3 separate regions of the Mus musculus genome follow, and regions 1 and 3 are each linked to region 2. The links are chromatin loops, found by intact Hi-C in ENCODE. Cell type or tissue: heart. All regions are shown on one strand. Region 1 has its middle 15 kb from the start of Gm28979. Region 2 has its middle 280 kb from the start of Gm24638. Region 3 has its middle 20 kb from the start of Gm24638.

Region 1 (5,000 bases), 350 kb before region 2:
AGAACACAGCTCACAGAACCAACTAAGCAGGGCTCACCAGGCTCATGAAGTCTGCACAGATCTGTGCTGGGTCCTCTGCATACATGTTATGGTGTTTTTGTTTTTGTGGGACTCCTGACAGCGAGAGTGTGGGAATCTCTGACTCGACTGCTCTTGGGATTCTTCCTCTGACTATGAGGGTTTGTGCCTAATCTTACTGTATCTTGTTATGCCATGTTGCGTTGATATCCCTGGGAAGTCTGCTCTTTTCTGAAGGCAAGCAGAGGAGTGGATGTGGGGGAGAGAAGAAGTATGGGGAGAACTGGGAGGAGTGGAGCAGGAGAAACTGGTTGGAATGTACAATATGAGAGAAGAATAAAAATTTTTTCTTTGTTCTTATGGAGTTCTGCATACAATCTTCATAAGGTCACAGATCTCTTGAAGCCCAGGATGATATCTGAAACCCTTGGTTAAGAATACTTTCTTCATGTAGAAGAATGAGAATTGATCCATTCCTATCTCCTTTTACTAAGGTCAAATCTAAGTGGATTAAGGAACTCCACATAAAACCAGAGACACTGAAACTTATAGAGGAGAAAGTAGGGAAAAGCCTCGAAGATATGGGTACAGGGAAAATTTCCTGAATAGAACAGCAATGGGTTGCGCTGTAAAATCGAGAATCGATAAACAGGACCTCATAAAGTTGCAAAGCTTCTGCAAGGCAAAAGACACCGTCAATAAGACAAAAAGGCCACCAACAGATTGGGAAAGGATCTTTACCAACCCTAAATCAGATAGGGGACTAATATCCAATATATATAAAGAACTCAAGAAGGTAGACTCCAGAAAATCAAATAACCCCATTAAAAATGGGGATCAGAGCTGAACAAAGAATTCTCACCTGAGGAATACCGAATGGCAGAGAAGCACCTGAAATCATCAGGGAAATGCAAATCAAAACAACCCTGAGATTCTACCTCACACCAGTCAGAATAGCTAAGATCAAAAATTCAGGTGACAGCAGATGCTGGTGAGGATGTGGAGAAAGAGGAACACTCCTCCATTATTGGTGGGATTGCAAGCTTGTACAACCACTCTGGAAATCAGTCTGTCGGTTCCTCAGAAAATTGGACATAGAACTACTGGAGGATCCCGCAATACCTCTCCTAGGCATATATCCAGAAGATGTTCCAACCAGTAAGAAGGACACATGCTCCACTATGTTCATAGCAGCCTTATTTATAATAGCTAGAAGCTGGAAAGAACCCAGATGCCCCTCAATAGAGGAATGGATATAGAAAATGTGGTACATTTACACAATGGAGTACTACTCAGCTATTAAAAACAATGAATTTATGAAATTCCTAGGCAAATAGATGGACCTGGAGGGCATCATCCTGAGTGAGGTAACCCAATCACAAAGGAACTCACACAATATGTACTCACTGATAAGTGGATATTAGCCCAGAAACTTAGGATACCCAAGATATAAGATACTTTGCCCCTTCTTAGAATTGGGAACAAAACACCCATGGAAGGAATTACAGAGACAAAGTTTGGAGCTTTGACGAAAGGATGGACCACCTAGAGACTGCCATATCCGGGGATCCATCCCATAATCAGCCTTCAAACGCTGACACCATTGCATACACTAGCAAGATTTTGCTGAAAGGACCCAGATAGAGCTGTCTCTTGTGAGACTATGCCGGGGCCTAGCAAACACAGAAATCGATGCTCACAGTTAGCTATTGGATGGACCACAGGGCCCCCAATGGAGGAGCTAGAGAAAGTACCCAAGGAGCTAAAAGGATCTGCAATCCTATAGGTGGAACAACAATATGAACTAACCAGTACCCTGGAGCTTGTGTCTCTAGCTGTATATGAATCAGAAAATGGCCTAGTCGGCCATCAGTGGAAAGAGAGGCCCATTAGTCGTGCAAACTTTATATGCTTCAGTACAGGGGAACGACAGGGCCAAGAAGTGGGAGTGGGTGGGTGGGGGAGTGGGTGAGGGAGTGTGTGGGGGACTTTTGGGATAGCATTGGAAATGTAAATGAAATAAATACCCAATAAAAAAAAGGGGGGGGAGGAGAATACTTTCTTGGTCTGTAGAGATGGCTCAGTAGTTAAGAGCAAATGTTGTTTTTGTAGAAGACCTGAGTTAGAGTCAGATATTGGGCAGCTCAAAACTATCTGTAACTCCAGCTCCAGGAGATCATGCCTTCTTATGGCCTCAGAGAATACATGTACACACACATGATTAAAATTGCTTGCTTTAGTCTGACCTTGAAAGTTTCTCTGTGGTTCCTTGCTCTCTCAGCACCAGCTTAGCTCTAACTAATTTTATATTTAGTCAACTAGCACTTTGTTGAGTGGTTCAGGGCTCCAGTTACCTTAATAACAGGAATCAACACTCTAAATAGCTGCAAAGAGTGCTTCAGACACTATAAATATCTACCCCTATTGGGTAGGTTATTAGATTGGCATTCTGGCTCACAAATCCTTTACTTCATACAAAAGAGGTTCCCAGAGTTCAGCTACGTCTAGGTGGAACTGTAAAATTCATGAAATAGCAGCACTGTGTTCCAGATCTGGGAGCAAGCAAGCCCTCCCCCAACACCTCCGGCTAATTAAAGTTATCTGGCCAGTGGCCTGTCATGTAGTGCCATACCTATCCTCAACTGAACTTTGATCTTGCATTTCCTTAGCTCATTTGGATTTTCTTCCTGCTGGAACAACCTCTTTCTTTTGTCCCATAGATTACTCGTGAAGGGTTGGAAGAATGTGGAGGTCATTTGTTGCAGAGGGCTTAGGAGAGAAGCGGCTGGCCCCGGTCTCAGGGTTGGAGGGTGACAGGAAGAGTAGAAGCCATCGGAGTCTGGTTCAGTCTCTTTCTACTCTGTGGATAAGTTTTCTTTGAGTTTTGGGTAAGACAACTTTGGAAGTTGAGCCTGTAGCATAATGTGTAGGGAGACCTCATTTTATGCCTTAGATATATTCTTGCAAATTTGATAATAAAGTGAATTTCAGTAAATTATATATCTTATCATGTTTTTCAAAGATTAGAGCTGTATTCCTTCTATAAAAGCTTTCAGCCTTGGGTATACACTAGACCATAATAGGAAAACTACACGCTTAAGGGGAAAAGAATTTTCTGATGAATATTAAAATAATGGTCTGAACAAACCAACAAATATTAAATTACAAAACAAGAATCTTTTGTCTAGAGGAAAACAAAGCCAGACTATTTCTTTAAATACAACATATATACATATATGTATTTATAGGTAAATATCTGTTTTGAAAAGCTCCAATTTCCTCTTCTTGATGATCTTCCATTTTCACTGATTAAGTTCCATTTTACATGATTATCTTTCATGGTCAGTATTAATTGTTTATTTAACAACCTGGCTTAGCTTGCTGTAATGTTTGCTCAGTGGCTTGTGTAAATTCTCCATCATTGAAAATCAGCTTTCCTAAGAGCATTATTAAGATTATTTCTGTAAGCACATCTTTCTCTATAGTGAGGCTTCTGCAATTGGGATAGATAAACAAAGGAGCTATTGGAGGTATTCTAGTGAAATATCTAGTGGCATTCACTAGATGTAAGACATCACATCTTATAATTTAATTAAAAACCTGTGAGATGACATGAAGTTTTGATTCCTCCCTCTCTCCCTCTCTCCCTCTCTCCCTCTCTCCCTCCCTCCCTCCCTCCCTCCCTCCCTCCCCCCCTCCCTCCCTCCCTTCCTTCCTTCCTTCCTTTCCTTCCTCCTTCCCTTCCTTTGATAGGATCTTGCTGTGTACATTAGGAGGGTCGTGAACTTGTGACTTCACTCCCCCATTTCCTGGGTTAGGAATATAAGCATGGCACACTTGGCCTGACTAAATTTAGGATAATCTATTTATTTTGGAAATGTATTAGCTTATAAAGAATTGGGTTTTTATTATGGTTTTGTCAAAATATTTTAATTTTTTCCTCTACCAACAGTTCCCCCACTCTCTTTCTTTTGTGTTTTCCCATCCCATTCCCAGTATCCTTTCTATTTCACACCACATGTGACCTTTACCCAGCCCCACCCTTTCTCAACACTTCTTGTTTCCCTCTTGCAGTCTCCTGTCTAGTTTCACACTCTCTAACCCACTTTCCCAAACTCTTACTAACACAGGGTCTGCAGACAAGGGGGAACAGGTGATTGTTTTTCTTTCTGAGACTTGGTCACCTCACTTACTATACAATCCTTTACAGTTCCATCAGTTTTCCTGCAAATTTCATTTTTTCCTTTACCTTAGTAGTTTAAAACTGTGTCTGTGAATGTATGTGTGGGTGTGTGCATGCATGCAGGTGCCCTCGGAGGCCAGATGACCCCCTGAAGTTATAGGTGGTTACAACATGGGTGTTGGGGACTGAATTTGGGTCCTCTGCAAAAGCAGTATATGTATTTAACTGTTGAGCTATCTCTCCTGCCTCATAATTCCATTTTTTCTCAACAGCTGATTAAAATTCCACTGTGTGTGCATGCCACATTTTTATTATCCATTCATCTGTTGATGGGCATTTAGGCTGGCTCCATTTTCTTGCTATTGTAAATAGAGCAGCAATGAACACGGATGTGCAAATATCACTGTGGTAGGTTACAGAGTTCTCTGGGTACATTCCAGGAACGGGCTAGCTGTGCCCTGTGGTCATTCTATTTTTATTTCTTGCATGTAACACTGACTCTTACAAAGGAGATCCAATGCCAGCCTTCTTCCCTTAATTATTTGCCATGATTGCTTTTCCTCCAGACAACATAATCATGGTGACTATCTTAGCCTAATCGCCTAATCCCAAGGCCAATGCACTGTATTGTACAGATGATTTCAGGAGGAAAGATGAGCTTGAACAAATGAGCTTCCTAGGCAGTCTCCAAACTTCACATTAATTAATCATTTCAGCCCTCTTCCTCGGTAAACTTGTAACCAGAGCAGGTAACAGTGAGCAAACGGATAGGCTTGAAGTTCATCTTCTTTTGTTTTCC
Region 2 (5,000 bases):
AATAGCATTTCAAATGAGCCCTGACAAGGAGACCCTGTAGCAGATGAGCCATCCTGCCTAGTCACCAGGTTGTAACAATCACAAACCCAGAGACAGCATTCTGATGCTGTGCTTGTTCCTCTTGTTCCTGAAAACCTTACGTGGGTTACCACTTCTTGACTATGTGTAGTTAACAGTGAGCCAAATGTCACCATCTGTGACCACATTTTACCCATAAAACTGATTCAAACCCGTGATTCTATAATCTATCTGCCAAGTCATAAATCAAGAATAAGGAAACAGGACCCTGGTGCACCATATCCTACCAAAACATAGACTGTCTTATAAAATTTTCAGTGTAGACAAAATCCCATTAGAGCAAACCACTTCTCTGAACTGATCACTTTATTTGCATTAAAATTAGCATAATATTACATTTATGGAGGCGATATCTACGGAATTAGCACTGATGCTGACAATTACTGGAAAAATAAAGTTGATTCCCTACACCTATAACCTGAAGATGAATGGTAAAAGACAGGGCATTAGAGATACGCCGCTACAGTAACAGAGGGCAATGGAGATTATCAGGAAATTGCAAATGAATTGGATTGCAGGGGAAAGCCCAGAAAGCCACTATGGTGGACAGCAGAACTTTCTGGTAAGCAAGTCAGGGGTTGAGGGGGTTTTGTAGACATTAGTTGGGGAAGCTTCTATGGGTCTTGGGGCTTTTCCTCACCAGAGATGTTCTTGTATAGTGGTAGATAAGGTGTTCCTTAAGAGCACTCTCTAAGCAGAGATGATATTGCCACTCCACTGTGTTTTCTCCTCTGCTACGATTTGGGGAGTATATACTGGAACATGCCCAAATAGCCCACATCCCTGCAGCATCCAAACATCAAGGCCTGACCTTGATCCAGTAGAACTGCCAGCATGCCTTCCTGGGTAGATCTCGCAAACAAGGACAGATGTTCTTTCTTTCAACCCAACTTTATTGCACACTTACTTAGCATTGACTCTGCTCTTGTTGATATGGCTTCTTAGCTGGGCTTCAGGCACATCAATGAGTATTTATAACCATGTAGGCGGGGCTGTGAAGATTTAAACACCGGATGCCATGGTAACATAAAATGGGGGCCTTGACCTTGCCTGGCCAGCAGCAGAAATCTGAGTAGCCAGCATCCATGAGGTCAGCTCCTTCTCAGCCTCTAAAGACCATGTCTGCTTTTGCAAATGGAGTACGGAGAAAGGTACAAGAGAGGTCGTTCACAATTCCATCATTCATAAATTTTCCTGAACCTTTTTGGAAGGCGTTTGTATTTCCTGCCAGCCTCACCTCTTGGGGGTGATGAATTCCAATGAGTTCCAATACATTTATTATTCACTGAGAGAGAAAGTGCTTCCTTTTATGTCTGGAACTAAACCTGGATCACATTTGGCAGGATATCCCTAGTCACAGACTTGGGGATTTGGTAAGTCTATGGCTGTGGACCCACAAAATTGTGTGATCCCTCACCTCTCAGCCTTTCAGACAACACCCATTTATCTGCTCGTCTCAGAATCTTTACCTCTTGAGTCTTTTAGGAATGTAGCACCCAGGACATCCTTCAACCACCGTGCTTCATAGAAAAATCAAGATTGTTTTCTGTAAGGGAAGAAAGACTCCTGCTTATAGGATATGATCACGTGGTGTGACAACACACGGTATCTAGCTGAGACACTATATGGAGAAATCCTGCATCTGAAACCCCTTATGTTTGTGGGCCTTGTCTATGGATGACCAGATGATTAACACAGAAGAATGGAGGGGTTGGGGGAGAGGGGAGTAGATACCCTGTGCTGGTGGGGTCCTTGCTCCGATCATTGCTGAGGATTCAGACAGTTTATGTGATGCATAGTCAGGGAGTTTAGGGTTCAAGTTCATTGAGGTGGAAAGATTGCTCCTAATTATAGGTGGTACCACTCCATGGACTAAGGTCCCAGGCTTAATAAACAGGAGAAAGCCAACTGATCACCATGATCCATCTGTCTGTTTCCTGCTTGAGGATGTAATGTGACCATCCACCTCATTCCTCAGCTGCCGTACCTTCCCTGTCATGATGGATTCTACCCTTGAGCTGTGAGCCAGCTAAATGTCTTTCACCAAGTATTTTATCACAAAAAAAGTAACTAACATACTGCTTTATGGACCCAGTTGATTATTTAACTAACTTCAATATTTTCAAGACAAGGACTTCTACTTTGCGCAGGCTAGACCTGAAATCTTGTAGTCTCGGCCTCCCACCCACCACACTCAGCACGATGAAATTATTTATATTTTCTTCACAAAATTGTTGTATTTTTTTATAATCATATGCTTGAAATTTCCCACTTGGAAGCATTCGGAAACTGAAGGACAGAGTAGAAACATAAAGTGCTCAACCATTTTGTTGCACCTCCATTTCTTCTGAGTTTTTCCACGATACATTAATAATTCTCCTTTGTGCTGGGGTATTGTCAATTGCCCTTTGCATTCATGGCACCTCATGAACACTGTGCATGCCAGAGGAGTCTCTGAAAACATTGTTTGAAGTGGTTGCTCGACAGTCTGCCAAATGGATATAAATTTGGCCAGCAATTCTCCTTTGGCTGGGCCAACTGCTTCCAGTGTTGGTTATCACAAATATTTCTATTTTTAAAAATGTTGTTTTGACCTTCCAGGACAAGTCTGATTGTTCCCTGTTCACTACATATGATTGGAACTCTTTATCTAGCCCAGTGGTCTCCAAATTGAGGTGTGCTTACTCCAATTTGTGATGTAACATCAAATGTGGAAACAGTTTTTGTCGCTTCCTATCTTACACATTTACAGTTTCAATCAGTATAATGGACCAACGTCGCTGCGTGTGCAGGTGTTATGGTTTGAATCTGGAATGTCAAGCTCAAAATGTCAAGTTCTATATAATCGATCTCCAGTGTGTCTCATAACTTAGAGGCTGTGGGGCCTCTGAGAGGTAAGGCCTGACAGGTGGGTTACTAGATATGGGCGCTTGAAAACTGTACCAACCTCTGTCCCAGCCAAAGTTGTCTGTGTCCCAGCCCAAGTCAACTGATGTAACCACCAGTGCCTGCTACCACAGACCCAGACATTGCCAGCGACATGCCTTACCCACCAAGATGGTTCGAGAACTTCTTAAAACCATTGAGACAGACGGATTGTTTGTCCTGGAAACTAGAAAAGTAACTAGTACAGTATGCAGCTGCTATCAAGTGCCCCTAATCAAAAGACACGGACTTGGGCGTCCCTTTTAACTGCTGTTGGTGATAGTAATGATGGTGCTGGTGGTGCCGGTAGTGCCGGTGGTGGTGGCGACAGAGGCAGCAGCGGTGGTAACCACTTGCAGACCACTGAACTACATCACTCAGAAACTTTGCAAAGCTTTTTGTCTCCTGGAGTTTTCCTGAAGCCTTGAGACTTTTAGAAAAGGAAGGCACCCAGAGACTCCCAATTTTCTGCAGTCTCTTCTTGATCCCTTTTGGCAATAGGATACTTTGGTCATTGGAAGTATGTGTGAGGGGGTTGGGGGGGGAGGTTGCATGAGTTTGTGAGTGCATGTGTGCATGCAAACGTGTGTGGTGCAGGATGGCTCTCTTTCTCTGAACAGACGGGGGTAATGTTTCTCTAGCTTCCTTGAGCTCTGTCTTGGCTCCAAGTTAAATGCTTCTTTCTTCAGCCCCTGCTTCCTTCCCTAGTTCCGAGGCACCTACTTTTACTGCAGTTTCTGAGTGCTTCCCTGCTTCCTTTACCCTTTTACAGTACTATCATTTTTAAAGCTCCCCACCCCAACGTAAATAAAAATAAAAAGCATTCCTTTAAATAATGCCCCGGACCTTGTCACTTTATAATCTGTATTTGTTTTAATATCCACACTTTCAGCATGTACAATTTGGTGAATCTTGATGTATGAAAACTCACACGAATCCATCACAATAGCATGGATGTATTTCCCAAAGGCTCCCTGCAAAAGGGGTGTAGCCTGCTTCACCTACTTCCATCACTCACAGGTTAATAGAGGTACTTTATATTATTACAAAGTGGTCTGCCTTTTCTAAAGTTTATATAAATAGGGCTATTATGTGTCATTTATCTTCTGACTGGCTCCATGGAGTCAGTGTAATTATTCTGAAATCCATCAGTGTTGTTTTATCAATGGCTCATCCCTTATTGCTGTTGACTATCAGTACACGGCTGTATCCTAATTCATTCATTCACTTGCCTGTTAATAGACATTTGAATTGTGTTCATTTGGGGGCTTTTATGAATGAAATTGCTATGAGCCCTTACTCACCAGTCTTTGTACAGGTGTACACTTCGTTTCTCTTTGGAAAATATCTAGAAGGATGGGTGGGTCATAATAGGTGGGTTTTAAATTTTTAAATAGATTTATATCTTTGTTAACTGTGTGTGTGTGTGTGCGTGCACGCATGCATGGGTGCATGTATCAGTGCATGTACATGGGTGCAGATGCCTAAGGAGGTCAGAGTTGGAGTCACGAGTGATTGTGAGCTTCCAGTTGTAGGTTCTGGAACCAAACTTGAGGTCCTGTGGTATATGTGGTACATATATTAATTGATCACTATTCAGCCCAAGCATTTAAAAATAATTAATTCAAAATAGTTTTTCAAGGCAGTGATACCATATTACACCCTACCTGTGTGGGGGAGAGAATGTTGTTGGATCCCTCTCTTCCTCACGACTTGGCATGGGTCAGTGTTTCTATTTTTAGATGCTCTCACGTACCTGTAGAAATAGAAGTAGAGCACGTAAAATCCGAAAGCCCTAGATCTGAAATGCTTCAAAGATCTCAAGCCCTTCGAGAACCTCTATGATGCCACAAGTGGAAAATTCCACCCCTAGACTCATGTGATGAGCTGTAGTTACAACACAGGCACAGCAGAAAACAACAAGGGGCGTGGGGAATGGGAACCGACTTCACACTTAGACTTGGGTCACTTCGCTAAGAGATCTCATCGCATATTCC
Region 3 (5,000 bases), 260 kb before region 2:
ATGCGCCATTGCTTTCAAGCCGGTGTTAGAGCAGAAATGTGGAAGAGCGCATCAGAGGAAGGGGTCCCAAGGACACCCTTGGTATGCTTCCTCTTCCTGCTTGATGCAGTTCAGCGCAGTGATCTTTCAAGCTCTGTGCTGAAGGCAGGCATACAACATATTCTTCAAAGGCATGCTCGCTGACTTACTTCTAATAGGGCCCCATCTCCCAAGAGCCCATTCAACATAAACTTGTCAGTGCTCAACCCGATGATGACGTCAGTGCCTTCTTCATCCAATAGTACCGCTAGCTGGGGATCAAATCGTCAACAGGCCAGTCTCTTGAGGGCTGGGATGACTCTTCCTATCCAAATCCTGACAGCCTCCAGGGAGTGAGCCCATGACTGATAGAACAGCTTTGGGAAACTGCCTGGCATTCTCGGGGAGAGGCAGTCTCTTTCTGGGGAGGCAGCTCCAGGCAGCATCCCCTCCTGGGCTATAGCTAAGCGAGAAAAATCTGAGCACTTTTCTCATCAAGCTCAAATCAACTGCGGGAAGCCTCAGAGGGGCCTTCTCTGTGCTTTCCTCGTCATCCCCATCTCGACAGTCCTACAGGTTCTGAACGTTAATCAGTGTCATCGCGAGTCTGCTGATGTTACGAAGAACTTAATTGGTTCTTTGGAGGAAAATGAGTCACCATCAGGAGAGTAAGCTGCAGGGCAGGAACACACAAGGGGAAAGGGAAATGAAACCCGCACGCGGAAAAGATCAAGTGTGCCCTTACGCTTCTCCTCGGCTGCAGTCCCAGATGAGCCCACTTTTGCTGATGGGGCTTAAAGAGGTTTTCAGAACCATGGAGACAAAAGGTATTGCCTACTCCTCCCCCCACCGCCTTTGTTTCCCTCTCTCCTTTTCTGCATGTGCAGCCATATCCAGTGGAGGGGGAAGGGGACAGACCATCCACCCGACTGTCAGAGTTGATCATTGCTGACCTTATCAAAACACAGAATCAATACGCTCTCCTCCCAGTAGCCCAGAAAAATCATAAAGAGTTTGGACTGAAGCAATTTGAAGTGCAGAATCCCTTGAATCAGAAGACCAGCCAGTAAATTGTTGGGCCTCCGAATCCTTCCATGCCCTTCCTCAGAGTCGGACAAGACCAACAGCATCACTTGAGATCCTGTTTCCGGGTGGAGAGGACTCCAAAGAAGCTTTTGACCATCAAGCCCACCTCATAGAGAAGTGGTATTTTAGGTTTGTGGTAGCAGGGTGCTTTTGAAGGAAGCCTGAAGGAGGGTGATAACTAGAAGCTGGGACAGAGGCCTTCCCCCTCTCCAGCACCTCTCAGGAGAGCCTCTCCAGGCGTGACCCTGGACAACTCTACAGCCTGTCACATTTGGAAAGCCAAGCCGTGCCATGCCTCTTTCCCATTTCTTTGTTCTTTTAAAAAATGTTTTCTCCAGTTTACTTTCTCATTCCTTTTGATTTATGTTCCCCTCTTCCTCTTTCTCCTCTTCCTCCTCTTCTCTCCTTCCTCTCCCTCCTCTTCCTCCTCTCCCTCCTTCTCTCCTTCCTTTTCCTCTTCCTCCTCTTCCTATTCCTCCTCTTTCTCTTCCCCCTCTTCCTCTTCCTCCTCTTTCTCTTCCTCCTCCTTCTCTCCTGCTTCCTCCTCCTCTTCTTCCTCCCCTTCCTATATGCAGTACGAGTGCTGATACTGATCTTGACAGCATGCATCCTTATCTCTGGAGTCAAGTCATTGGCCCTCCAGCTGGTGTTTAGCATTGCTACCTACACAGGAACATTGTAGCTAGTCCTGTGGCCCTAAAGATCTGTGGTTGAGCTGTTTCTTCCCAGACCTCAGTCCTATTTTCACAGGGCCTTGCCCTTGGACATTTGGTACCCTCCCAAAGAACTTTATATTTGCCTTAGAAAATAAAAACAACTGTTCATGTTGTGCTTTATTGTTTGTTTGTTTGCTTGACTGTCTCCTCTTATGCAAGCAATTTGTCTGCTCCACAAACAGTTATCTTTGCCAGGTATGGGAAAACACCAGGCACAACACAGGTGAATTCTGGCCCTCATTGAGCCATGAAGAAGGTTGAATGACCGACAGAGAAAGCCCATATCAAACAATCTCGAGGAACGGCATTTAGAAAGACCAGAGTCCAGTGACTGAAGCGTGGTTAAGGACTTGATATTTTATTTTTGTCATAGAGCGAGTCTGGACCTGGGAGGAGAGAAAAATAGCCAGAAACGGCAACATCTTGTTTGTCAAGCGTGGCTCGGGTAGAGGTCCCAGAGGGTCAGGCTGCTGCAAGGACAGCATGAGTGGGGAGCTTGCCATCCACAGGGCTCATCCAAGGGCAAGGCTACAAGTGCTCTGCCAGCTGTTCTCGCCTGTCATTGCTGTGGACAGACACAAGTCTTGGGACTCATGGCTGCCAATGCTGGGGGCAAGGGAACACTTATCAGGAGAGTGTACAAGGACCCATAGTGACAGGCAGGCCCTGGTGCCAACTTTATTAATTGAAAGGAATGTAATCCACCTGATGTTTAAAAAATCACATGGGCCAATGAACAGAAACCTGAGCAAGCAGCCAAATAGGGTGGATGAAGCCAGACGGGTTGGTGTTCTCTGTATGGATGGAGAAAGTTGAGTGGGGGCAGGAGGAAGTGACAGCCTGGGCCACTAGTCACAGAGTCACTAGTGTGTGGAACCCACACCTATGATGCCAGACTGATGCCTCTGTCCCCTGCGCAAGCTAATGTGTCCCTTGGTAGATGAGCCTGCCCACATGCATGCCAGCTGTCAACATTTCCTGGCAGAGCAGTAGGACCAGCCCCTTGGAGCAGAGGAGCACTGGTGCCTGACCTCTATTCTCTGACTCTCACTCCCCACACAACTAGGCTCCAAGACTGGGGTATTCTGGGAAATTCCCCATGCTCCAAGATGTCATCAAACTGCAGATGAGGAGCAAGGGATGTGCCCACGGCAGGCACCAGCCACAGATGGCCCCAGCATCTAAATAAGCGTTTCATTAGTGTAGAACCTGGGGAAAAAATGGAGCAGGCTATGGGTAAACACAAATGAGTATGGAAAGTCAAGTTTAAATCCTGCTAGTTATGTTCGGTGCCTTCATAAAAATAAGCAAAGCACGCTCTCTCTCTCTCTCTCTCTCTCTCTCTCTCTCTCTCTCTCTCTCTCTCTCTCTCTCTTAAAGGGGCCACACTGTTAGCTGCAGTGCTCCTCCAGCTCTTGTCGAGTTATAATGTGGTCAGTCAGGGCTGGGCTCCACATAGCCTTTATATGCCTTCTCCTGTCATACCAAAATGGGCTCTCTCATCCCACAACTGTGTTTTATGCCATAAATGAATGGGAACATCTTTGCTTCTGTTTATCGTTATCCACCCTGGAAGGCTGATTCCTTCTGATTCCTCCTTTTGGAGGTCAGCACTCAGTTCTGATCAGAGAGGACATCCAATTCTATTTTCACAAGCTATGTGTTTGTTTATTTTTCTTCTCCTTCCCCAGTAGAGGGTGCCTGGACATGGTGTCTGTTCTCGGTATGACCCTGTGGCTTATTCTGAGCTCTTCTTCATCTTTCCCTGGGAATAGCAAGAGACCTCTGCCCATAACCCCAACCCCCAAGGATCCCAGCCTGCTCATCTTTCCTGATAGACACAGTCTGTTTAAGGAGGAGATTGTTTATTTATTTATCATATTTAAATTTTTATTAGCATATATTAATTATGCAAAGTATGGGTTTCATTATGACAGTTTCATATTCATATATGTGATACACTTATACTCACCCTCATCACCTTCTCTTTCTCCATCCCCCACCCCATTCCTTGTCTCAAATAGTTTATCTTCTATTCTTCTCTGTCTCTATAGTTCTCCCTTCCCTCCTTCCTCTCCCCATCTCAATCTATATCACACATAGGAGAAAACACACACAAAATTTGTCTTTCTGAGTCTGGCAATTATTTCTCCTAAGTGATCCTTTATTTCCATCCTTTTCTTTTTGTGTGTGTGTGCAAATGTTGTGATTTCATTTTCCTTTATGGCTGAATAAAACCCAAGAAAGACTTTAGACAGTGATTCTGAAAACCCCCTGAATGTGACCACAGTGAGCCATTTCATCAGATGACTGAGAAGGTGTGAGGTTTGACTTGCAGTTACCCTACCCATCTCTTCAGTGAACCTCAGTTACATCATCTGTAGGATGGGGCTTGGAGGGGGCTCATCTTCTTGGGCTGATGGTAGGTATAAGGCCAATGACCTTCAAAGAACCTCAGGAAGGCTGAGGAGCTCTTAGTTCTATACTGATTTGAGTGCTGTGTTTCTGGTTCTGAGCAGGTCTGACCGACTACTGTTTTGGGTCTAGGTGATACCCATGAAAGGTTCTTCTGGCTTCTCCGTATAATGGCCATGGATTTCCGAGCATCTCCTCTGTTTTGGTTTACATTCTGTGTACCATTTTACTCTTTGCCACTCCCCCTAGAAAAAGATGATTATTCAATTTAATGCATAATAAAGACTCAGGAAGGTTAAGTAAAAGGTCCAAGGTCTTGAATGTGATAATCGTGTGAGCTGGATTTCAGTTGATTTGCAGACTTTGGATTCCATCCACACCCCCATCCTTACTCTACTCACTGCCAGCTCCGTAGATTCTGTGAGATTCTAAGTAATCCAAGTGAGGCCCTGGAGCAACACTGTGTGAAGCTACAGTGTCTACAATGATGGAAATATCCTCTTCTTTTCCATCCAGCAGGAAACTGTTAGACACTTGAAGCATGGCACGTGTGACACAAATGAGTTAGACATTTTTAATTTTGTAGATGGGGTGGGAATAAACAACCTCTTTATAATTGGATGGAAGACCTGCTTCACAAGACAGACCTCATGCCTGCCACTGTTAACAGCGAGTAGATGTCTAGGTCATAGGTCCTATGAGAAACCAAGCTCCATTACTTGGTTAAATAGAGTAATAAACTGTTCCTAACTTATATATATATAT

Evidence for each region. A loop is a pair of places that touch in the nucleus more often than their neighbours do. Peaks named below come from ENCODE experiments on the same cell type or tissue, not always from the same donor. Only the 100,000 strongest peaks of a DNase experiment are listed, where the experiment ranks them.
Region 1: it touches region 2 in a loop (5-fold over the local background); 6 of 42 quality-filtered maps call a loop at or near these places.
Region 3: it touches region 2 in a loop (4-fold over the local background); 3 of 42 quality-filtered maps call a loop at or near these places.

The regions. Positions count from the first base shown.
Region 1 is chr9:101,324,594-101,329,593 of GRCm38, forward strand. No RefSeq gene overlaps it. Among named protein-coding and RNA genes, the nearest start is that of Gm28979, 15 kb to the right of the region's middle. In heart, no CTCF peak of the experiment used is centred here; a DNase peak (open chromatin) is centred at 2,598.
Region 2 is chr9:101,675,179-101,680,178 of GRCm38, forward strand. No RefSeq gene overlaps it. Among named protein-coding and RNA genes, the nearest start is that of Gm24638, 280 kb to the left of the region's middle. In heart, no CTCF peak of the experiment used is centred here; a DNase peak (open chromatin) is centred at 2,583.
Region 3 is chr9:101,410,792-101,415,791 of GRCm38, forward strand. No RefSeq gene overlaps it. Among named protein-coding and RNA genes, the nearest start is that of Gm24638, 20 kb to the left of the region's middle. In heart, no CTCF peak of the experiment used is centred here; a DNase peak (open chromatin) is centred at 2,560.